2 separate regions of the Homo sapiens genome follow, and region 2 is linked to region 1. The links are chromatin loops, found by intact Hi-C in ENCODE. Cell type or tissue: GM12878. All regions are shown on one strand. Each heading gives the region's core, and the rest is flanking DNA. Links, peaks and the distances in the headings are about the cores only.

Region 1 (12,963 bases), core at 2,003-10,002:
CATCAGTTTTCTATTAGTTTTACTTCCTAAAATCCTCCTGCTGACATCCTCTTCCCTTCAACCCAAGAGCCAATGACTCAACCTCTACCGTTGCCCACCCTGTCTATTAGCTGGCCTTCCTCTCATTTCAGACCTGAACAGATTCTGTAGGATACAACGACAGTAAGGCGGTCCTTAGTCACAGTTCTGGTTCATAAATAGCGAGGTCAGCATTTAGGACTGAGACCTAAAGAAGTGCTTCAGATAAAAATCATGAGTCTAAGTCCAAAATTGATACTGTAATCCAAATGACTGAATAAAGAATAAAGTTGCAGCGTGTGTCTAAAGCAGAAAGTCAAGATGCCAACAAAGCAGAAAAGTTGGAGAGGGCCACCAGCAAGTCTAGAACTTGAGCATAGATATCCATGGCTTATTTTAGATGGTTCATGTATGCTCTGCAAAATTCAAAGACAGCTTCGGGCTTTCTCCGCTGATAAAGTTTTGTTGTAAAAGACAGACATAGAAGTCAGGCTGACAGAAAATAGAGTAACAGTAATCATAAAAATTATAATATCAGCTAGCATTTATTGAAATCTTACCATGTGTATTCTGAGGCCTTTAAATATATGAACTTAAACCTCACAACATCCCTGTAATGTTGGTACTATCATTATATACATTTTAGTTTTGCTTTGTTTTGTTTTGTTTTTGAGACGGAGTCTCGCTCTGTCGCCCAGGCTGGAGTGCAGTGGCACGATCTTGGCTCACTGCAAGCTCAGCCTCCAACAGTCACAGAGAGATTGTGCAACTGGCCCGAGTGCACACAGCAACAGAGCCTACTTTTTGACCAAAAGAGGCCGAATTCTCAACCACTATACTGTAGAGCCTCTGTACATGATAGAAGCAATAACTGAACCTCAGTAACTCTGTGGAAGTGATTTGTAATTTGCATGTCGTTTCAAGCACACTCTATATCTATATTTTATTCTATTAACTTCCTAAGTCTTTTTAATGAATAGCAAAAAAAGTATATTTCAGCATTATCAATTTAAGTTAATCATAACATCTAATAGGTGACATGTTTATTTTTTCATGAGTTCTAATTACATTTTCAAGTTAAGATCACTGACTTATTCCCTAAGTGCTCGATCTAATGTTCTGAATCACAGGAGTATAGATGCATTATTCACCAATATTGTTTACTTTTTTAAATAAGATTTTTTTTCATGGTAGAATCATCATATACATTCAAAAAGGTAGACAAAAGAGAGACACTCACAGTGTCACTGTTACCAAGTGCCAGGACAGATATCAGTAAGGCACCAGCAGTCATTTTTAGTGATCAAATACCAAACATGGTAAGATACCAGAGTATTTTTCACATGACACCCAAAAACATATTCTCTGCTATCGTGGTAGAGCAGAAAAAGAACACTTTCTTTTCATTTTACAGTATATTACGAACCTGTTCCACGTCATTAAATATTCTTCTAAAAACCCAATTTTGGAATAATATTCTATTTTATTCATATACTGTAATTTAGCTAATCAATCTTGTATTTTTGAACATTTAGGTTTTTTCCAATTTTTATCATTATAAAAAATGCTGTAATTAACATCCTTATTTGTTCATGTCCACATTTCTTTTTATGAAAATTCAGAGAAAGGAAATGTCTGGACCAAATGGCATGTACAATATTAACACTTCTGTTATGTGGTTTCATATTCTGCAGAAATATTACTGCCACTTCTACATTGTACAAGAGATCTCATAGCCCTAAACATTTGCTTTCATAGATAATTTTCTGTTTTTTAGAAATCTTTTGTCTCTTTGGTTATAGAAAAAGAGAACCTCTTTTTAATTTTATTTTTTAAATTACTAGTCAGGTTGAATGTTTCTTGTTCCTAGGTCATTAACAGTTTTTATTTTGGCAATTGTCTACAGCCCATTTTTCTGCTGTGTTCATTTTCTAATCGAATTATGGGATTTATCTTGTAAAAAGCCTATTAAGCCTTTTTCATACTTTACACAAGAGATCACATCTACTTACTTTACCTTAAAATAACATTTACTTATTTTCTTATAAAAGTAATATATTATGTTTGAAAAGAAAAATAATATGCAATAATATACAATAATATGTATAATCATAATAGACAATAATAAAAATGAAAAAACACCAACCAGAGGTAATTAACATTAACATCATAATATTCTTCCAGGCTTTTTCAGATAGACAGGTAGGTAAGTAGGTTGGTAGGTAAATAGATAGATAGATGATACATAGAGAGAGATAGATAGATAATTTAAACAAAAATAAGATCATACTGCTACATTACTTCAAGCCTTGCTTTTATCACTTAATATATCTTAAACATCTTCTACATGAACAAGTATTCATGTGCAACATTAATTTTGATGGTTGAATAGTATTATACAGATTTATCGTAATTGACATAACTATTCTACTGTTAGACATTTGGTTTATTTCTATTTTTCCATTATAAAATGTAATGTTTGGATCATCCTGTTGCTAAATTTTGTAAGCATTTATCTTAAGTGATTTCTTTAGCTATAACTCCTAGAAGTGAAATTTCTAGATTAAAGGATAAATGCACTTTTAATACTTTTTAAATATATTAAAAAATTACCTTCCTGAATTATTTTATTAACATGTACCTCTCCTAGTCAGATAAGACAGCCCATTTATTTCAGTCTCACCAATACTGAGTATAGCATTTTAATCATTGCCAATATAATAGCTAATAGCTTAAAGTTATTTCATAGCTTATATTTACACTTCTTTAAATACTAATAAAATTGAACATTGTTTAATGTTTTGAGGATACTTGATTGGTGATTTGCCTCCTACTATTATTTTTCTACTGGGTATATCTTTTTCTTGTTGCTTTGTAAGAGCACTTTATATATTAAGGAGTTAAATTTTGTGATATATGTTTCAACTACTTTTATCATGTTAAAAATATAGACTTCTATTTGTCTTTTATTGTAGGTTTTATCAATCAGAAAAGAATGTTGACTTTTCCGTCCATTCAGATGATTGTGGCTTTTTTCCCTAATGGATTTGTTAATATGTTCAATTGTATGAATTTATTTCCTAATGTAGCGATATCCTTGTCTTCTAGGAATAAACTTTTTGGGCGAATCATATCAATCTTCTACTTAACTACCAAATTAATTTACATATATTTGCATCAATATTAAGTTCATAAAATTAAAAGTTTATCATTTTCATCTCTGTTAGAGTTTTGTATTGGCATTAGCATTTGTATTAGCATTGTATTAGGAAAAACTCAGGAGTTTTTCTCTATAATCTTGGTTAGTTTATTTTTAAATAATTGTTATTTATGAAAGTAATACATAAAAATGTTGTTTAAAAAAACTCACAAGAGGGTAAAAATTAAAAAAATAATAAAAGTTCCCTTCTTCCTTTTCATCTCTAGTCCCAGCCTAAGTGCTAACCACTTCACCCATTTATAGTGTTAGTTCTTCTGGTGATTACCAGTGCAATTCTAACAAATAGGTTTGCATTTCTCTTTCTGAATTGATCAATTTTTTAAAAATATGCAGCACTCTGACTCAAACTCCCTTTCTTTTTCCTGAGATATGTTAACTTCTAATGTTATATTGTTTATCACAACTTTCACAAATATTTCTAAATAAAGGTTACCTACTGATTCTGGATTGTGCTACATAAAATTAGAGCTTCCAAATTTCCCTCCATCACTTCTCCCTGCTCTCTACTCTCACAATCAGTCAACTATACACCTATTTCTACGCTGTCAACTATATGTTCATTTCTATGAATCTGTAATATTTGCATTTTGTTCTGGAACAAATTAAGATTTAGGTGCTTTGACTAGATTGATTCTAAACATCAAAAAACAAAAATAAAATATCTGCAATTATGTGATCATGTATTTATGCATTGCCAAATAATGGTATTCCATTATTTTAATTTGATAAGATAAATTTAATATACATTAATTCTTATTTCCTCTATTTTATGGAAGAAATATTTTTAAAAATCACAAAACTTTTACATTCGCTTCTCTTCCTGATATTTATTTTTCCTTTTTCTTCTGCCTCTCTTCTTTCGTGCCCTTTTTTCCGAAAATTATTTTGATGATTTTTTTTATTCACCATACATAATTACAAATGAAGAGTTGCTCTGGTTCGTATTGGTAGTAGAAGTGGGGTCCCTTTGCTGTTTTGTTGGTATATTCACCCAGTGTGACCTCTTTTCCGTGGGATGGCTACCTCTGGGCTCTGATTATGTGGCTCATAGGGAAGTATAGGCAGCCTGAGTCAGAATCCCCACAGTTCCAAAGTGATGGAAGACTGTACTCTGAGATACAATATTTTGACGTATTTCACTCCCAGGGAGAGCTACTTGCTATTCTTTCACTGCTTCCATTACCCAAAAGAGTATGATATTCTCCCCATTTTCTGTATTGCCTCACACCTAGGACCCTTCAAACCCACACCAACGACCTCTCAGGCAAATTGATCTATTCAGATAGCAGTTTACAGGGATAGACATGAGGCCTCTTGGCCCACCTGCTCTATACACAATCTTCTAGTCGACCATCCTGATTGACAACCCACAGCCCACCCCTGTCTCTGTATTTGCTGACTCAGAGCATGGAGACTTTATACATGTGAAATCACATCTCCCCTCCCCTCACGCTTGGCTTGTGTGTATTGCAAAAGCTGCAATTTAGTTTTTCCTGTGCCTTGTCTTACCCATGGATAAGAACACTAAGATACTTTCCGCTTTTTGAATATTTGTCAAAGTGATGGCACTTGGATTGGTTTCAGCATGTACATAGATTGATTCTTATTCATATACATTTACTGTCATATTGGGGAAATCTTGAGGGGAAAAGAAAAGCCTCTTACTACCATGTTCATCAAGAGTCCTCTCTGGAATAGTTGAAATAGTTTAGGAGTTATCGGTTCACTCCTTCGTCTTGTTTGCCTCCAGATTTCTTTTTTCCTTCTTTTCCTGTTTCTTAATGTTGGAACAGCCCACACCTCAATCCTTGGATGACATCTCCCTTTTATCTGTATTCATCCCTAGTGATCTCTTCTGGTTGCAAGGCTATAAATGCCATCTGTATGCTGAGATTTTTTTATTTTTAGTTCAAACCTCTCTCCCCAACTTTACACTCACATTTCTAACTGTGTGTTATAGATGATAGCTTTAGATTCTCCTCCTCAGGACTAGGCTTTCTGCTTGATCTAGGAGCAAAGCTGAAAACTGCTATGGAGCTTGGTGTTGCCTTGATACCGAGGAGGAGTCTCAGAGCCTCTCCAGTGCAAATACACACTTGCAGTGTCCTAGTGCTGCTGACTTACGTACTCATTCTAAAGAGGGTAGATTGTATCCATTTTAATAGCTCTCAATACCCTTGCCCATTCCCATTACAGCTGGCAGAAATTCCCCAGCTGCAAATGGGTTGCATTTATCTGTTACCCATTCCTGATTTGCAGCACGATTGACTGTTTCCTTTTCTGCGTGGTCTATGTGTCACTCCATGAGAATCTGGGAGAGGAGAACTCGATATGGTGCTCATTCCATCATTTTAACCATAGTGTTCTTTATTGTGAAGAGGTATCCCGGTTAGAGTGGAGTCAAAGCTTTATAGCAAGTGTATTTCAGGTAACTATTCTTTTACTTGTTTCAGATCTATTTCAGTAGCACAGCCACCAAGATAGAACACTTATAAGCCCTTATTTTGGTATAGATCACCAGAGAAACCACTCACCACTCGCACTTGGCCTTCAGTACTGAGTCATTACATATTGGAAGGTCAGAAACTACATCAACAGGAAAGACCCATAGGTGTGGGGGTCTGATATATTTGCCAGTACATTTCTTATCATTACAAACAAAGATTTATGTGTGTCTAGATGTTTACCTTGCCTTCTAAGAGGTCATGTCCTCTGAATGAAGCAAAATCAAGGTAAGCCTTTACCTGTAAGCCGTTACATGTCTTCTTTACAGAATCCCTCTTAATTAAAAACTTCTAAGAGATTCAACAGGGTTAGTTTTTCTTACAACCTTCATCGTCAGACCTGTAATTATGCAACTGGCCAGCATTGCTCTTTCAAACCACAGTCTCTGGAAAGTACACACCGTATATAGCATTTTGCCCATAAGAAGAGAAACCACCTGTAGTATCTAAGGTTACGTCAGAGAGATGTTAACCACAAAAAAACCCAGACTTAGATACACACTATCATTTTCTGGGTGTGTTCTTGACCATTTAGAGCTGTGATTAAAATTAGAAGTGTTGGCATGACACTGCTTTCTGACTTTCTTTTTTAGCCATGTTGACACCGTGGTGGTTAGTGTGATGCTCCTTCTTATTTCAATTGATGCTTTACTCAAGTATGGATGAAACATAATTTAAAGTCACCTCTTCTTCTGCTATCTTGATTTTTAAAATTATTTGGATGCATTATATTTAAGAATCTTAAGACAGTCCATTAGTATTATGTATTTATCTTCTCTTCACTCGTTTAAGTCACTTTCTGACTCAGATCACCTTCTCAGGAGACTCTCAGCATCATTCTGCCTGACATCACTCAGTTGCTTTGTTTATGGCAACCTAAAAAAGCAGCTGCCCTAATTTTAGCCCATTCCCAGAGTACCCTCAGAAGTGACAGGTAAGAAAAAATAAACTGATCAAAGATGAGAGAAAGACTTACAGAGGAGTGACACTGAGAGAGCAAAAAACCACAAATAAATTTCATTTCTAAGAACAAAGCAAAGATGACCAGGAAATGCCTGAGGAAACACATTTTTTTTTTTTTTTTGGAGGCAGAGGGTATTATATTCCTTTTTTTTCTTCAACTTTCATTCTAGATTCAGGGAGTACATGGGCGAGTGTGTTATGTGGACATGTTGTGTAGTGCTGATGTTTTCAGTACAACTAAACCTGTCACCCGGGTTGTAAGCATAGTACCCAATAGATAGTTTTTCAACCCTTGCCTCCCTTCTTCAGAGACCTCCCCCTTCTTGTATTCCCCAGTGTCTTTTGTTCCCATCTTTATGTCCATGTGTACTCAATGTTTAACTCCCACTTATACTTGAGGACATTTAGTATTTACTTTTCTGTTTCTGTGTCCATTTTGCTGCAAAGGACATGATTTTGTTCTTTTTGGCTGCATAGTATTCCATGGTGTATATGTATCACATTTACTTTATCCAATCAACCATTGATAGGCAACTATGTTGATTCCACATCATTGCTATTGTGGATAGTGCTGCAATGAACGTATGGGTACAATGTGCCTTTTGGCAGAATGATTGATTTTCCTTTAAGTGTATACCAAAGGAAATGGGATTGCTGTATCAAATGGTAGATCAACTCTTATTTATTTCTCATTCATTTCTCAAATAATTTCTCAATTATTTGAGAAATCAAGGAGACACTTTTTTTTTTTTTTTTTTTTTTTGAGACAGAGTCTTGCTCTGTTGCCTGGGCTGGAGCGCAGTGGCGTGATCTTGGCTCACCAGAACTCTGCCTCCCAGGTTCAAGCAATTTGGAGACATAATTTTTAAGACATTTTTAAATAATAAACCTCAAATATTTTAGGGAAAACATCTTTATCTCTGTTTCTATAACTGTCAACCTCTTTCTAATAAGCTTTGCAAAGCTATATGAAACTAGTTTTTAATTTTTGTATACTTGAGACAATTTTGGAAGAAAGTAGGTATCTACTCATCCAATTTCAGAGAACTCTGAGAAAATTTAGTTATTCTTATGAAAGATCTATTTTCTTATTGCAATAACTGTGAATTTATCTGGCACTTGGCCAAACTTAGCATTAACAGGTAATACATTATATTCACAACAGAAACTAGAAGATGATTCCAGAACAACACAGCCCTAAAGGAAAAATCATTAATTGTTTGACATAAATATTCTACACTTCAAAAATCTACACTTAGATTTTTTTTCTAAGATTGTTTTGTATTATTTACTAACCTAACAGCTTTCCATTAACAATAAATTTAGAACTTTTTTATATTTTAAATATCAATGTGTGCATTATTTTGGTGATGACATAATAAATCATTAGATGTTGCATACATGTTATCAAATGTATATGGAGGTTGCGTAAGTGTTATCAAGACAGGCAGCAGATGGAGTGTTGAAATATATGGACTCAGGGCTGAGTCTGCTGCCTGTCAAATCCTAGCAATTTACTTAACCCCTTTGTGTTCAATTTTCCTCATTTATGAAAAGAGAATAAGAATAGCACCAAGCTCATAGGTTATTGGAAAGATTAAATGATTTAATAAGTAGAAAAGGCTTAGAAAGGTACCTAATACACAGTAAATACTTCCAAGGACTTTGCTAATATAATTGTGTCTAATTTTTTGCAATTATATAGAAAACTGACATACTATAGCTAAATCATTACACAGATCTTTTTACTATTTCCTGCAGATACAGCAATAGAACTAACATAATTAGGTCAGATGCAATAAACCTTTTTAGGAATTTTAATATATGTTACAAAATTACCCTCCAGAAATCTTGCAACAATTTACACAACCAATAGCAATGTTTGAAAGTGCTTATTTCTGATACTTCAGCTAATTTAGCATGTCATCAAATTTAATTCTTAGCCAGTTTGATAACTGAGAAACTTTAGCTCCCTGTTTAAATTTGATTTTTCTTTTAAATTCCTGCAGATATTGTTTGCTTTTCAGATTTTTTACCAGCTGTTTTTGGGCAGTTTGTGAATTGTCAAGTATGTTCTACTGTTTGTCTTCTACTGATTGTTCTCCACCTGGACTGAGTGTGGATCCTGGAACAGTCTAGTTTTTCTTGGGAATCCTGTTACAATGTATGTTCTAGATCTACCCTCCATATTTATTATCTTTAGCCTCATTGTATACATTTTATATCAATTTCTTCTGAGATAGGTAAATGTCTTAATCTGATTTTGTAATTCATTACATCTCCTATCTGCTTTTTACTGTTTTCATTGCATTATTTTTTATTTAATTATTTTTAATAGTAATACATTCACTTGGGTCAACATTCAAAGATATAAAAATCTACACAGTAGACTTCTACTTATAAGAAGAGGGGGTGGATGTGCTTTTTCCTCTTCCTTCCACTAAATACAACTAAAAACCCGAACATCACATAGAAAACCAACGTGGAAAAGTAGAGAGAAGTAGACAGTTCATCTAGGAAGAAGACAGAGTCAAGGAATGACATTCTGGTGAGCTCTCTGGGTTTTCTTTGGGCCTCAGCTATCTCAAACTTGAAGCTGAAGAAGCCAGCAACACAGAAACGCCAGCGGGCATATACCAAAAAAAAAAAAACCAAACAAAAAAAAAGCCCCAACTAAAGCCTGCTATCTTTAGACAAAACACCAGGAAAAGGGCACCTAGCAAGACAGAAACCTTTTAGACAATAATTGCTCTCTTCTAGCCAAACACCACGCGCGCACACACACACAACAAACAAAAAAAATGGCCTCACCTCCACCCACGCCAGCAAAGACCGAGTGTGGATCCTAGACTTCTCCCTCACCAGGTGTAATAAGGAGCTCAAACTTCCCACAGGTGTGAGTCAGAAAAGTCCTCTTCCACAACTCAGACTTTCATGCCTCTGAGCTCTAAATGCATATAGAGGAAATATTTAAGGCAATATATTATAAACATAGGAGGCTAAAGCGATATAAAAGGAGGTCCTTTCTACACTTTGTTTGAACTGGTAAAATGTCGACACTAGTAACTGTGATAAGTTACATACGTACTGTATAATGCATGTATAATGTAATCCCTAGAGCAACCATAACAAAACTCCACAAAAAGATACACTTCAAAACACTATTGGTCAGGTGCGGTGGCTCACACCTGTAATTTCAGCACTTTGGGAGGCCAAGGCAGGTGGATCACCTGAGGTCAGGAGTTCAATACCAACCTGGCCAACATGGCAAAACCCTGTCTCTATTAAAAATACAAAAATTAGCTGGGTGTGGTGGCACATGCCTCCCAGATACCTGGGAGGCTGAGGCAGGAGAAAAGCTTGAACTCGGGAGGCAGAAGTTGCAATGAGCCGAGATCACACCACTGCCCTCCAGCCTGGGTGACAGAGCAAGACTGTGTCTCAAAAACAAACAAACAAACAAAACCCACTATAGATATATCAAGACAGAATTCTAAGAAATGTTCAAGTAACCCACAGGAAGGCAAGAACAAGAAAACAGAAAAAAAAAAAAAAAACAGAGCAAATAAAAAGCAACAAATAAAATGGCAGACTTAAGCCTTGACATAGTAATAATTACATTAAGTATAATTATCGTAGAATTTTAAATGTTTAGATGGGCTTCCAGTCCAAGATGGAGAGAGAGCATGTGTTTGCCTCACCACCTGGGGTCTCAATGGACTACGGATTTGGATAAATTTCTGCAAAATGGAAAACACATGGCATCATACTAACAGACAAGACTCACAGGAAACAAAAGAGTGATACAATAGAGGTAGAAACCATCTGTTTGGTTCTATCCTTGAGAGGCTAAATAGAGACTATTTCCCTAGAGCTACTAACTAAAATACTATCACCTGGCAGGAAGCAGTGGGGGTTGGGAGGAGGGGCGGCAGTGAACTCAAAATAGATGATTACCTTTCTGGTGTCAGTGCCTGGTCCATACCCCTCACTCCTAGCAACAGTTCTTCTTCTCCGTTTCCTTCCTTAAAATCCTCCATTAATTTTTTATTCATTCATTTGACCAATACTTAGTGATTAGCTACTAAATGCTAGGCACTGTCACAGTTGCTGGGGAAATACTAGTGAACAAGATAAGTCTGATTTGGGGGAGTTTTAATTCTACTAACGAACAAATAATAAATATGAAAACAAAAATATAAACAGATCATTTTAAATAGCAATGAGTTCTATGAAAGCAGAGACATTGCAGGAATTAGTGTATATCCTTCCACCTGCTCATCACAAATAAATTCATTAGCAACTGCACTGCTACGACATTTCAAAGGCTGTTGAAATTCCACGTCTCCAAGGGCTGGAGTTCTCATTGCTATCAGCAAATGATCTGACTCCAGAATCCCAACCTTAGGGTATGCTTCCTAGGACTACTCTTAGGATACAGGGTTAGGTCATGTATTAGTCCATTCTCATGCTGCTAATAAAGACATACCGAAGGCTGGGTAATTTATAAAGGAAAGAGATTTAATTGACTCACAGTTCAGCACTGCTGGGGAGGCTTGAGGAAACTTACAAACATGGCAGAAGGGGAAGCAAGCATGTCCTTCTTCACATGGTGGCAACAAGAAGTACTGAGCAAAAGGGGAAAAGACCACACCATCAGATCTCATGAGGACCCATTCACTATCAGGAGAACAGCATGGAAGTAACTGCCCCCATGATTCAATTACCTCCCACCAGGTCTCTCCCACAACACATGGGGATTATGGGAACTACAATTCAAGATGAGATTTGGGTGGGGACACAGCAAAACCATATCAGGTCAGGTTCTTGAAAAACCAAGCCTGAGATAAAGATTCCTGTGCAAGTGGTTTATGGAGGGAGTGCTCTCAGAGGAAATGCCTCTGGGAGTGATAGAAGGAAGTTTGGTTAGTGAAGGAGCTGGGCAAAGGTGTGTTATCAGCGGAAGTGTGACCTCAGCTTGCACTCACAGAGAGCTCTGGAGTATGAGTTATACCGCAAAGATTGTCCTACCCAGAGGCAAAGAAGATTGAATTCTTATACCCCTGCTTTGCCTTTGGATATGAGCCACCCTGGGGCAAGGGCCAGAAGTGGGTAACCTCTCAGGCATCTCCACATGAGACAGTTCCTGTCATTCAAAGGCAATCCTTTCAAGAAGGGTTTCTTAACTTCCCAACTTTCAATTTGGGAAGATTTCTTATTGTCTAGCTTATTTTTATAGACACAGTCATCTTATTAAATAATAGTGACACACTAGCCTTATATGTTGAAGACTTCCCTTAAAACTGCTAACAGATATGGCATAAATCATTGTAATAAAATCAATTCTTTTTGGTTGATCCAAGATTCCATTTTCCTTCTCGTTGAAGAAGTAGGTGAATTTTAAAGGAAAGAACTAACTTTCCAAATTCAACCTGAGCTAGTTACAAAATAAATAAAACAGAAACTGCCCATTCTACCTTTTTTATGCAATAATAACAATACACACTTAGTCCACTAATTAAGTCTTCCCTTCAAGAAAGATTAGTAATTTATTTAGTAATTAATTACTAAATATTAAAAAAATTTAGTAATAAAATTAGTAATTTTATTACATTAGTGATAAAATATGTGTGCCAGGTGCAGTGGCTCATGCCTATAATCCCAGCACTTTGGGATGCCAAGGCAGAAGGATCATTTGAACCCAGGAGTTTGATACCGGCCTGGGCAACATAGGAGGACCCCATCACTACAAAAAAAATTTTTTTAAATTAAAAATTAGCTGGACATGGTGGTGTGCACCTGGAGTCCCAGCCACTCTGGAGGCTGAAGCAGGGAGATACCTTGAGCCCAGGAGGTCAAGGCTGCAGCGAGCCATGATCATGCCACTGTACTCCAGTCTAGGTGACAGAGTGAGACTCTGTCTCAAAAAAGAAAAAAGATTTCTCCCAGGCTTTTGGAGTTCTCAGAGTGTCACAAATGCTAAGAACAGACAAGGAAAGAGGAAGAAAAAGTACAGAGAAACAATCTTCTATCCCCTTTAGTATTTGCAAACTATAGTGTGTCCCTTATTTGTTTCATTGTTATAATCTGGATTCTTGGCATTTAAGAAGAAACTGAGATTTTTCTGTAACTCTGATGAAGAACATTCCCGGAGGCCAATGTCTCTATGTGCTGGAAACCAGAAAGGGGAAGTGTCCCAGCTAGAGTCTGGTAAACCATAATTCTTCCTATTGTCAAGGATTTCACATCTTTGCTCAC
Region 2 (12,963 bases), core at 3,287-11,286, 64 kb after region 1:
CATTAAGTATGATATAAGCTGTAAGTTTTCTGCAGATGTTCTTTATCAAGTTGGGGAAGTTCCCTCTCTATCCCTAGTTAGAAAGTTTTTATCATGAATGAATATTAAATTTTGTCTAATGGTTTTCTTCATCTATTGATATAGTCATGTGATTTTCCTACTTTAGCCCATAGATGTGATGGATTACATTGATTTTTTTAATGTTAAATCTGCCTTGCATGCCCAAATTAAAATCCACTTGGTCATAGTGTATTTTCTTATACATTTTTGGACTCAATTTGCTAATATTCTGTTGAGAATTTTTGTATCAATGTTCATGAGAGATATTGTTTTCATTTTAATAATATCTTTGGTTTGGGTACAGGGTAATGCTAACTTCATAGAATTGAGTTAGGAAGTATTTTCTCTGTTTATGTCTTTTGGAAGATATTATAGAGAATTGGTATAATTTCTTCTTTAAATGTTTGGCAGAATTCTTCGCTAGTAGACCCACATGGGTCCAGTGCTTTCTGTTTTGAAAGGTTATTAATTACTGATTTAATGTATTTAATAGGTATAGGTTGACTCAGATTATCTTTCTTCTTGTGTGAGTTTTGGCAGATGTCTTTCAAAGATTTGGTCCATTTAATCCAGGTTATCAAATTTGTGGACATAGAATTGTTGTTTATAGTATTTCTTTATTACCTTATAATATTCATGGGATCTGTAGTAATGTCCCCTCTTCCTTTTCTGATCTTAGTAATTTGGAGACTTTCTCTTTTTTCCTTAGCTTGGCTAGAGGTTTATTAATTTTCTCTCTTTTCAAAGAACCAGCTTTTAGTCCCATTGATTTTTCTCTATTGACTTCCTATTTTCAATTTCATTGATTTCTGTCTAATTTTTATTATTTTTCTTTGGCTTACTTTGGATTTAATTTGCTCTTTTAAAAAAGTTCCCTAAGGAGGAATGTTATTGATTTTAGATCTTTCTTCTTTTCTAGTATATGAATGCACTGCTACAGATTTCCCTCTAAGCACTGCATTCATTGCATCCCACAAATTTTGATGTTTTATTTTTATTTAGTTCAAATTTTAAATTTATTGAGATTTCTTCTTTGACCCATGTGTTATTTAGAAGTGTGTTGTTTAACCTACAAGTCTTTTGGGGTCTTTTGGCCAAACTCTTTTTTAATTAAAGAAACCTAAAAGACTGACAGTATCCAATACTGATGAAGAGATGGGTTAAAAGGTAGGCTCATACACTATGGTACTATAAACTGGTACAGTATTTTTGGAGTGCACTTTGGTATGCTTTACAAAAAATAAAAAATTAAATGTCCATTTCCTATAATCAGGAAAAGGCAAAAGTCAATTTTAATGCTCATCAAGACTGAATACTATTTATCAGTTGGGATAAGCTATGTTGCAGTAGCAGATGAATGACAAAATCTCACTGAAAACAGAGCAGGTGCTTATTTCTTGTGTAAATCAGAAATTATCGGAGACAATTCTCAATCAATTTAGAAGTTTATTTTGTCAACATTAAGGACATCCCCTGAAGAAAGGAACACAGAAATCACAGAAACAGTCTGTCCTGTGTGCCTTTCTCCAAAGAGAAAAAGGCTTCAGTATTTAAAGGGGAAACGCAGTTTGGAGGGGAAAGAGAGAAGGTGTGGTCACATTACTGAATCCACGTGTTGCACGAGAAAAGGAGCAGGTAGGGGAAAAGCCAATTATGTATTTGTCTGGTGCTCAGTAAATCAGCACTTTACATAAGATAAGGTGAACATAGAGTAGCTACCTGTGGAGATATCTGGCCTTTTATCTGCAGCCGTGTGCTTAGGGACAAAAGGAAGAGCAGTTTCTTGCATGACTTAGATTTCAGCTGAATTTTTCCCTTTTGGCATAGTGATTTTCATAGTGAAATTTTATTTTCCTTTCAGACTTGATAATGCTGTCCATTCAATATGAGACATCAGGGAGTTTGCTCTACATAGTCACTCAAGCTGATGGGGATGTCACTCTCTTATTCTGCCGCCTCTATTTTTGGCTTTTGGAAGGTGGAGGGGGAGAGAAAAAAGATCTGAAAACTAGCATGGGGTATTTTAGTTCATCAAGTCTAGAAATGACAGATGTCACATCCACTCACAGCCCACTGGACATAACTAGTTGCACAAACCTGTCTAACAGAGTTGTAGCTTTCCAAGAGTCCAGGAAGAAGGGGTAAACAAAACATTGATGACCTGTAATAATCTCTACTTCAACTGCAGAGCAAGGCAGACACATACTTAAACCTTGGATGGATATCTATAATGTATTATCAAGTTAAAAATCAAATACATGGTACATAACCTTATTTTGTTGAAAAGAAACAGCTTCACATGTTTCTGGATAATACATTCAGATATTAAGTTCTGCTTTTTTTTATTTCTCCTTGTTTTAGCTCATTTCCTTCTTCTTATTCAAGCAGATCGAGGCTGTGTGCTTCTCATCTTAGGGAAGAATATAGCAAGATGGCAGCAGAAAAAAATCAGACTCCAAAATCTAAGTCTTCAGTCCAGGGATATATCCTGAGCTTCAAGTTTCACATAGCCACCTTCCTACCACAAAATTCTCATTTGAAGGCTCTACTCATTATCTTTTCTCTGTAAAATTGCTCTTATGTTCCTTATCTCAACGTATCACATGTCCATCCATCCAGTATTCGAGGTCATAACTTAAGAAAACATCTTTATCCAAACAATCACCGTGTCCCAAACACCCCTGAATCCATTCATCTCTGCACCTCCATTGCCACCTTCATCTTTCGTCTCAGTTAATGTGACGGCCTCTGATCCTATCTTTTGCCTTCAGTCTTTCTTCTCCAATTTATTCTGAAGTGTAAACCAGATTGTGTGGTTTTTTTTTAAACTTAAATCCTTTAGCTTATTTCCCACAATTCTCAAGGATAAAATCACTTCCAAAATCACTCAAGTCATCACGCCAGCCTGCCTTTCAAGCCTCATCCTCACAGTCTATACCTGCCCTTCTTTCCCAAATGGCATGCTTTCTCTCACTAAGCATTTACACATCTTGTCTGAAATTCCTATCTGCATATGCTAAATGCGTGCCAATTTTTCTAATGGGTTGTTTTGACGTGAACTGATTACCAGAGTGAGTGCAAGTTCAAGAGCTTGACAGGGGCACACCTCTGTGCAACTCAGGCTCAAGGTGAGTGGCTTTGACAGGACAGTTCTCATTCTAAGACAGAGCATTCTAAATTATCCTTTCAAAGATAGTTCCTCTCCCTATCTTCCACCATCCATTTTATTTTCCTTTAATTTCTATGTCATGCCATTGTTTCCTTCATAACTCTTAATACAATTTGTACTTTTATTTTGAACTTATTTTCTTCTCCTTCGCTGCAACTAAGTTCTATTAAAGATCTTGCTTATCACATTCACAGCAACATCATAAGAGCCTGATACACAGAAGACTCTGAAAAAATATTTGTAGATGAATAAGTCAAAGAATGAGTGGTAGATAGCGATAACATCAACTATCACATCTAATTATGGTCATAAAATTTTCACTTAAGAACTGTTGAGTGACACCATATTTCTAGTTTTGTTATAGTCATTGGTATAATAAAAAAGTAATGGAAAGCACAAGATTATCTTACTCTCAAATATTACTAACTTGTTTTCTAGCTTGGAATATAGGCATGCCTGCAATAATATGAACACCGCACAGCACAGTTCATGCACCTGTTAATGACATCATGTTTTCTTCTCTTACTTTTACTGTGCTAAGTTCTTTGAGGGATTAAAAAATATATAAAACATCATGCCTCTTCTCAAGGAACTCATAATTTGTTTGGGGAGACAAAATAGATAAATATATATAAGGAATTATCAATTGCAATATAAAGAATATGTAATTAGCCATCAAATAATGCTATAAACAACAAATATTAGACCCCCAGTTTTTTCTTTGAGACTGTTTCCTCATGTGTAAGAGTTACCACAAAGATCAAAATACAAATTATATGAATGTTTTATGTGAGCTATAAATCCCATAAATCCCATTACCCACGCAACACAGTAGTGCTATTAAAATTTTTCCTAAAGCATAGCAAAATAAGTTGACTACTCAGAAAACACAGACACATTGGTAGAACACATCATCGAAGGATTTAAGCTTTTTTTTTTCTTTTACATTATTCTGACTTAATTTTAACTGTAATATTCTTAAATGTGAAGGAAACCCTTTATCAGGATTGTGGAATTAAAGAGCATTTCTTCATTAAGCATGCCTTTACTTGTAGTTCACGCATTTCATTTACATAAACAAGTGTTAAGTACTACTCAGCACTATATGTTCTTCATAATAGAAAATACAAAGATTCCTTTCATGAAAGATCCGAGTTAAAAGATGCAAATTATAAACAATGTCACACATGAAACAAAATGAAGTCTGGCTTTCCTGATGCCAAAGAGACGTTGAGAGTTCCACAAAACAAACAGAAATGTAAAATCGCAGCCGGGCATGGTGGCTCACACCTGTAATCTCAGCACTTTGGGAGGCCAAGGCGGGCGGATCACGAGGTCAGGAGATGGAGACCGTCCTGGCTAAATGGTGAAACCCCATCTCTACTAAAAATACAAAAAAATTAGCCAGGTGTGGTGGCAGGCGCCTGTAGTCCCAGCTACTCAGGAAGCTGAGGCAGGAGAATGGTGTGAACCTGGGAGGTGGAGCTTGCAGTGAGCGGAGATCGCTCCACTGCACTCCAGTCTGGGCAACAGAGCAAGACTCCATCTCAAAAAAAAAAAAAAAAAGTAAAATAACTTTGTGAATGTCTGTTTATCAGGTTGTGTGCAACAGATTATCTGTGGTCTAACTTCCAAACTGTAGGGGAGACTTCCACTTTCTACTTTACTCATTTCTGTGTTCCTTGAAATATTTGTTTGCGTGGTTTCTCTCTGGACTAGATACAGTCTATAGTTCATGTGTATAGAGACTCTCTCTTCCTGTCTGTTAACTCTAGGGAAGTATCAGCACCACATCCATTGTTACAGAGAAGTCTTATGAGTTTTAGCATGAGAAAAGTATCAAATGTAATTGAAGAAATGAGGACTAGATTAGTGAATGCTAGGAGTCAGAATGGGGGTAAGGGAGTTGGATGAAGCTATAAATTGCAACATGAGGAATCTTTGTGGTGATGGAACTGTTCTATGCCTTGATTATATCAATGTCAACTTCCTGGTTGTAATGTTATGCTATGGTTTTGTGAGATACTGGCCACTGGGAGAAACCAGGTAAAAGATATACGGAATCAGTCCATATTATTTCTTAGAACTGCATGTGAATCTGCAATTATCTCAAAAGAAAAGATTTAACTGGAAAGCGACAGTAACAGTATAAGTAATTAAACAAAACAGGAACCCATGAGTTCATAGGGGTATAAATGAGTGAATAAATGAGAGAAAAAGTTTCTCACAGAAGATTGCTAATACATTTTGAAAAGAGAATTAGAAATTCATCATTAGGCAACTATCAATCAGAATAATGATTAATTCACCCAAGAAATATCAATGGATGCTAAAACTAGACATTAAAATTTGATGTGGAACAGGATACTCACATAGTCCCAATTACCTCTCTACAGGGTGCTTATTACAAAGGATAAAAAAATGATTGAGGGTATGTGTGCAACAGGTATCTGTTTTCTTCATAGTGGCAAACCTAGTAGACATCACCTTAACTACATAATCAAAGTACATAATAGGACAAATCAACATGATGTACTGCTTGATGGGATGTAGTCGGAAGAAACACAGCAGAATTTCTCTCTTGTTTTGTCAAAGATAAATGATATATATACCATTGAAAATGTCAGACAAGCCAAGTTGAGAGACATTCTAAAAAATGACCTGTGATCTTTAAGTGACAAAGTCATGAAGGTCAAGAAAAAACTAAGAGACTGTTGAAGATTTAAGAAGACTCAAAGAGAGATAATACAGCCAGCCAGCCTGGATTAGGTTATTTTGCTATAATGGACTTTATTGGACAAATTGATGAAGGTTGAACGGGATCTGTGAATTAAATGATAGTTCCTGCATCAATGTTAATTTGACTTTAATAATTGCATTGAGGTTATGAAAGAGAATGTCCTTATCTGTGGAATTACATAAAAAAGTATTCAGGGCTGATGGGGCATCATGTTGGCAATTTATTCACAAAATCTGTAAATTTGGTTAGCTTTTCCATAAGTTCCAAAATGCAAGTTATCTTTAACATAAAAAATTGGGTTGAGAATTCTCTCTGCAGGCTAGAGCTAGATTAAGGAATCTTGTGCCCAATTTCTCCTTCTTCCTCTTCTAATGAACATCCATAATCAAATGAGGATAGCATGATTGAAAATGGAAACTTTTTTTTTTTTTTTTGAAAATGGAATCTTCTAAATCAAGGATTGGAAAACTTTTTCAATAAAGGGCCAGAGAGTGAATATCTTAGACTCTGAGGGCCATTATAGACTCTGTTGCAACTACTCCACTCTGCGCTAGTATTTAATGATACAAAAGCAGTCATAGGGAATTAATAAACTAATAAGGATGGCTGTATTCCAATAAAACTTTATTTATGGACATTGACATTTGCATTTCTTATAATTTTCATGTGTCACAAAATATTTTCCCAACCATTTAAAAATGTAAAACCTGTTCTCAGCTCATAGGTCATACAAAAATAAGTGGATTCGACTGATGTGCCTTAGTTTGCAAATTCAGCATATTTTCAAATGGTCATTACATGTCACATCATTAAAGTTCATATTCAGAGTTATAAAGCTCATATTCATAGACTATTTGCTAATAATTTATGATTTAAGTTTATAATTTAATATTTTGTTAATAGTCTATGAATATGAGCTTTATAACATTAAGGGAAGAATTAGAGAATTTGCTGTGTAGACTACACAAGATGCAGGTGAATGCTAGAACATGAACAGCCCTTGCTTAGGAAGATTAACAATACATCCTGGCTCCTAGTTACGTACATCTCTTCTATCATGCAGTGTCCAACCTCATTCACAAACCACCATTCTAAACCCACAAATAATCCCTAATTCTTATGGGGTTTGGAATCAGGTGAAGCTCAGTTGATATGAAACAATTAGCACTTTGTTTCAAAAGCTCTTTTCATTAAAATGTTCTGTTTACTTTGTTATAGTGAAGGGATGTGATAAAAGAGGTGTTTCTACAGTTTTTACCTAGCATGAGTGCACACTCTGGGTTTTAAGGGAAGGAGCTAGAAGCAGTATATAATATTTCAGAAGCTGAGAGAATTCTGGAATAAACTGGAAGATGAACAGTGGAACCTAAAACAATAGCTAACTGGGAAGGAGAAAAGGAAGGCTGATAAGATTCATTAATTATACGTTAGTTGCGGTTTTAGGTCTTGAAAATTATGGTTTCACTAATTTAAAAAGAGGAATATATGTGAGGGGTGGCTAATTTGTAAAGACCAGTTCAAAGATATTTGATTTCTAACAATCTTATATCCACCTAAAATTAAAGGTTCAGAATTCTCTTCCAAATCCTCATTGAGACATTCACTTGAATAAATATTTTATCTTTTTCCAACACCTTAGTGATATACTGAAAATGTTATAATGGTTATATCATTGGAAGATATATATATAACTTTTATCTTGTTGGTTATTAAACCTATAAGTAGAAATACCACCGTGACTTTATAAACTAGTGAGAGTGTTTCATAAAGTTGTCAAAATTTTTTGTAAAATCAGTCTTTCAAAAAGAAACCCACTCTAACGGTTATCCTGTTGAGCTAAAGTACCATCTTAATAAATTGTCTCCTCTCAAGGAACATAAACTACCACCTCCCAGACATTGGCAAGATTTATTACTCAGATTGAAAAAAAGCAGTTGTGGGCTGGGGGAGCACACGGTTGCTCCGCCTCAGGGTTAAGCAGCCCTTGTTACAGAGAAATAAAGGAGGTCATAGTGGGAAAAACACCCACGCAATGCAAGCTGGAAGACTCTCGAACAAGAGAAATAGCACTGACCAGAACCACACATTACCAAACGCTGATTGAAAATGATTTATTAAAGTCCAATTAGTATGCTTTTCATTTCAAATAATCCATATAGCCTCCAGAAAAATATGCACATGTGTAAAAGTCCACGTTCATTTCTTTCACTTCCAATATAAAGTATTCTGTATTTTGTATAAAGTACGTGCAAACACCTTTCTGCTAATCGGGTCCCCACATTCTTTTCACTACAGGTACTTTACAAGTCTGCCCTCTGCTCAAACACTAACCGTGCACTGACATCCTCCTTCCTAGACAGCCATTCATCTCCCGGACTTCTTTCTCTCAGACATCCTCCTGACCTCCCCTGACCTGCTTCACCACTGTGTTACCTCACTGGTTACTTGTTACAGCAAACTGATGCAACTACTAGTCTACCTGGACAACATATTAAACAGGTATCACCTAATAGGGTGGCAGCCTATCGGGGTGATTCCTGGCGAATACACAGTAACCAACCACATACTGACACACTCAACCCATTTGCTACAGATGGACCCACACTAATTGATATGACAATCCTTTATTCACTCGGCACATTTGGTTTCTTTGCATTTTCTTCCATTTTACATTGCAGGTGTGGCTACCAAGAGCTGGATAACGAGTCCCTCAAACAAAGTTTGGAATTGCGAGATATATTGGGGTACCTTGATTCTTGAGACAGTTGAATTCTTCTAGTTGATCTTGTTGTATTAAAAAGTCACTCTCAACTGAAGTGACCACTGCATTTCTTTTGTAAAAAGGTCATTTGACTGGCTTTTCCTCACAACTGCCACCCATGCAGTACAAAAGCAGGAAATCCCTTTTCATGAAAGGTGTAAGTACAAGATGACATTTCACATTTTTTTAAAAAAAGAATCCTTCATGGGAATATATCCTAATAATCAATTATATGGAGACAGTTTTATGTACACCAAATTTCTGCAACTTTATAATAATGAAAATTAGAAACAACCTAAATAGTTAACAACATGGGAATGGTTAAATAAACTGAGTTGCATCCATTAAATGGAATATAATATAGCCATTAAAATTATGTTTTTGTAAAATTTTTAATGCCATAAGAAAATGTGGCAATTTTGCAATGAAAAAGATCTACTTATAAAACTGTTTACAGTATGACTCCAATTATGTAAAAAAAGTATACAATACACATATAGGCATACATGGGGGTTGCTTTTTAAAGGTGGTTACTTCTGGGTTGTGATATTATCAGTAATCATTTTTGCTTTTTTATACATTTCTGCATTTTTCAAGTTTTCTATGATGAGTATATTATTTTACAAAGACTACGAAAATTTTCCTCTGATATACTGGTAATTAGAATGTACTTGGGTATTTTAAATATATGGGAACAATATTATAGTGCTTCATCTTCTATGACTTTTTTGGAATACATATCACTTTGGTAATAAACTTACATTCCCTGTTTTATACTTGTTACAACATTTTAATTAAACAGTTAATATTGTGATTAGAGCATTGTTTGCTTCATGACCTAAACAAATACTGGCTTTGAAGTCTAGGTTCTATTTCCTAGAAGATTTAACATTAGTATCCTTTTAATCTTTTTAAGTAAGGCATACTGCATACATACATTACATGCATGCTTTCTAAACAAAAGATAATTCCAACTTACAGTTTTCCTATGTAAGGGAAAAAATGGAATTATGGTAGTTTAAAAGCAGTCCATAGTCTCATCCATCACAAACATGCTGATAGGCATAAACGTGTTTATTAAGTGAAACGTATCCTTTAAAAATAAAAAAGGGAAGCCTGTATATAAATGAAGTTGTGGATTCAACTAGCCAGAATTTATTCTGACTTGCACCAAACCACACAAAATCTTTTAAAAGTCTAGTTAGTGTAGTCTAAATGGACACTCCAGAGTCTGTTCTTGAATTCCATTGCAAGAGCTCCAACTTCCTACTTTCAGAAGGGATGGGGATCAAGATGAGGGTTGTCACATAAGCTAATTTTCAATATATATCAAGTCTTGTGGGGTCCAGGAACAAATACTGTCATTGGTTAGTGTTTAAGTACATGAGTTGACTTTTCTCCTCTCTCACACCCCACCTTGCCCTGGCAATTGGGTAGGGGGAGGCTGTTTATCCTCCAAGAGAGGACGGCTGGTTCCTCATCTCAGTTTCCGTTCTAAACCACAGAGTGGTCATTGCTGTGAACTCCAGCCAAGATGGTGTGGTTGAGGGAGGAAGCCGAGCGGTCTGAGCCTTCTGTGGGGCCGGTGGGGTTCTCACTGCGCTGGCAGCAGAGGATCTGCCTAAAGGTGGCGCTCATTTCTTTGTCGCGGTAGGAGTAAATGATGGGGTTCATGGCAGAGTTGAATTCAGCAAGGAGAAGGAAGAATTTCTCATAGGCCAGCACGTCGCACTGTGGACAGCACACGTCTAGAAGTAACAAAACCAATCCAGGAGTCCAGCAGATGATAAAGGCCCCTACAAGGACAAGGATAGGGATCAGAAGGATTTTTAAAAAGAGAATGAAAAAATATTATAAAACATGCGACCATAAAGTGAAATGATTTCAGTTCAATATAAAAATACTGAAGTTGGAAGCCACCATTGTCGCAAATGAAATACTCATTTCCTGAGAAAATCAGAAAAAATTTAACGATAGTCAACTTAAAATTTTATTTTGGACGTTACTAAAATCAAGCAATTATGAGACATTGATGATTATTATTTTGAGCAAAACACAAAGAGTTTGATAAGCAATTGAGATATGAAAAACTGCATTCAGGAAACACTTCACCTCACATAACAACATGGTTTTTAATAGCAGTGTTATTTTCAGGCAAAAGATAAGCACGAATGATAAGTGTCCTTTAATGTTTAATTAAGGCATAGTTTCTGGATTCAGGTTGTCTGGGCCCAAATCTTTGTTTGACATGTAATAAACTGGGTGAACTTAGGCAAACTACTTTCTTTCCTTAATTTTCCCATCTGAAAATGCAGATGATTATATTTACACCTCATAAGGTTTGTTGTATGGATTAAACAAGTGTTAAGGAAATAATCACTCAATCTGTATCTACAATAACAATAATAATTATTACCTGCTGAGTAGCATGGGCCTGTTTGGAAATTGTGATTTTCAATGACAAGATCTATGTTTTATTTTTATTCAACAACTACCCACATAGTGCTGTCCTATATGCTTTACCAGTAATAATTTATTGAATTTTCACAGTAGCCATATGACATAGAAACTAATATCCCCATTGTACAGATGAAGGAACTGAGACCCAGAAAGTTTATATAACTGGCTCAAGGCCACAGTACTGGAAAGCAGAAAAATCCCAGAGTTTCTGTTCTTAGAGGCTGCCTCCAGAGTTCAAGCTCTAGAAAATATTACATTTCTATATCTTGAAAATGATAACATTAAATATTTTAAACCAAATTTACTATTTCAGATGTTCTACTAATTTAGATCAACTTTGTTCTCTTTCTTCCCCCAATTATTCTGAATCATTACAATTTTACTATAACTGTAAGAGGAATGAAAATATAGATGAGATGCTTAATTCTATTTCATTTAGTTTCTGAAATCACTCATCATTTGGATCCCAGGAAAATGGAGGTTGTAAAATAGCATTAAATCCTACCACTGTGTTACTCCAGACTCTGCTGGGGATCTTCTACTGAAAGAACATGAGCCAACAGCGGTGGGCACCACTGTGTCCCATTACACCTCACCTAATGGGCCCCATATGTGTAATCAGGCAGGCTACATATGTGTAATCAGGCAGAGCGGAAGTAGGAGCAACCCCAGAAGGGCATTTGCATCTTCAGATTTAAATGGCGCTGGCTTTGGTGGATGCAGGCTTGGACTGGGGTCATGGATTTGGTCCAGCCTCAAGGAATTAGTTTCACAAAATGTAAACAAATGAGATTTAGTCTCCAAACAGCCCACTTTTGAATCTGAGCTTTCTTTTGTGAAACTTTTCAGCAGGGAAATGAAAATAAAGGAGAAAAGTACCCCCATAAAGCTCTTTGTTCTACAACACAAATGTGTATTGGTTTTAAACTGCTGTTCACTTTGAAGATTGGCCAAGGTACTTCATTTTCTAATAAATACAACACCTTAGACTTTCCTTGGAGAGAAAAAAATATTTCAAATATCAGGAGATAATAGCCAAGGAGCAATTTGAACTTCAATAAAAATGTTAATAAAGCATTCATTCCAAGTCCTTGAATTTCCTTGCTTGAAAATCACTCAGAAAGCTAAACATAAAGGAAAATCAAAGGAATGCCTCTTGGGTTTCAGAAATAATGCATTATTCATTGAGAAGCCAGGAAGGGAATTATTCTCAGGATGGAAAATGCTTGGATGGAAAATGCATGGTCCCATTATGCCATTTACTTGGAAACTAAAAACACACAGTCCCTTCATGAATGGAACAGCATTCTTTCAAGTTTCCTTTCCCCTTCCTTTTATCAAAGCTCTAATTGAGTTCAAATTCAGAACTTGATTAGACACAAGGAACATGCATCTCAATAGCTAGATTTTAAATAAAATGATCTTTTTCTCCTTCTGGGCAACAGAAGGGAATATCTTTATTCTCTCATACTTAAGCTGCTTGACTTTGCTCAAAAGTGAGAGAATTCAAACACTGTCATTTGTTGTTTATAATTTCTTCCCATGTTAAAATTTAAAAGGTGTAAGATCTTTCCAGAAAGAGCCCATAAGCCTTACTTTTAGACCAAGAAATGCAAGGAACCCTGCTAGACTGAAGGCAGGAAGTGGGAAACACCACAGCCTGACACAGGAGCTTCTATGTATGGATGCTTCATTGAGGAACCTGGATTCCTCTCCTTTATCTTCTTCACTGAAAGGAACTGGTTTTTGTACTAGGATTAAGCCCAACCACAC

What was found. A loop is a pair of places that touch in the nucleus more often than their neighbours do. Peaks named below come from ENCODE experiments on the same cell type or tissue, not always from the same donor. Only the 100,000 strongest peaks of a DNase experiment are listed, where the experiment ranks them.
Region 2: it touches region 1 in a loop (4-fold over the local background); 2 of 110 quality-filtered maps call a loop at or near these places.

The regions. Positions count from the first base shown.
Region 1 is chr9:110,802,638-110,815,600 of GRCh38, forward strand. It overlaps MUSK (muscle associated receptor tyrosine kinase), which reads left to right. Exons shown (of 15, transcript NM_005592.4): 15 at 1-3,921. Among named protein-coding and RNA genes, the nearest start is that of MUSK, 140 kb to the left of the region's middle. RefSeq lists an enhancer at 6,086-6,135. In GM12878, for the core only: no CTCF peak of the experiment used is centred there; DNase peaks (open chromatin) are centred at 5,784, 6,174 and 6,609; H3K4me3 peaks cover 1,675 bases; H3K27ac peaks cover 2,750 bases.
Region 2 is chr9:110,865,197-110,878,159 of GRCh38, forward strand. It overlaps LPAR1 (lysophosphatidic acid receptor 1), which reads right to left. Exons shown (of 6, transcript NM_001351411.2): 6 at 8,067-10,526. The coding sequence ends at 10,225. Among named protein-coding and RNA genes, the nearest start is that of LPAR1, 170 kb to the right of the region's middle. In GM12878, for the core only: a CTCF peak has its summit at 10,351 (motif pointing right); a DNase peak (open chromatin) is centred at 10,245.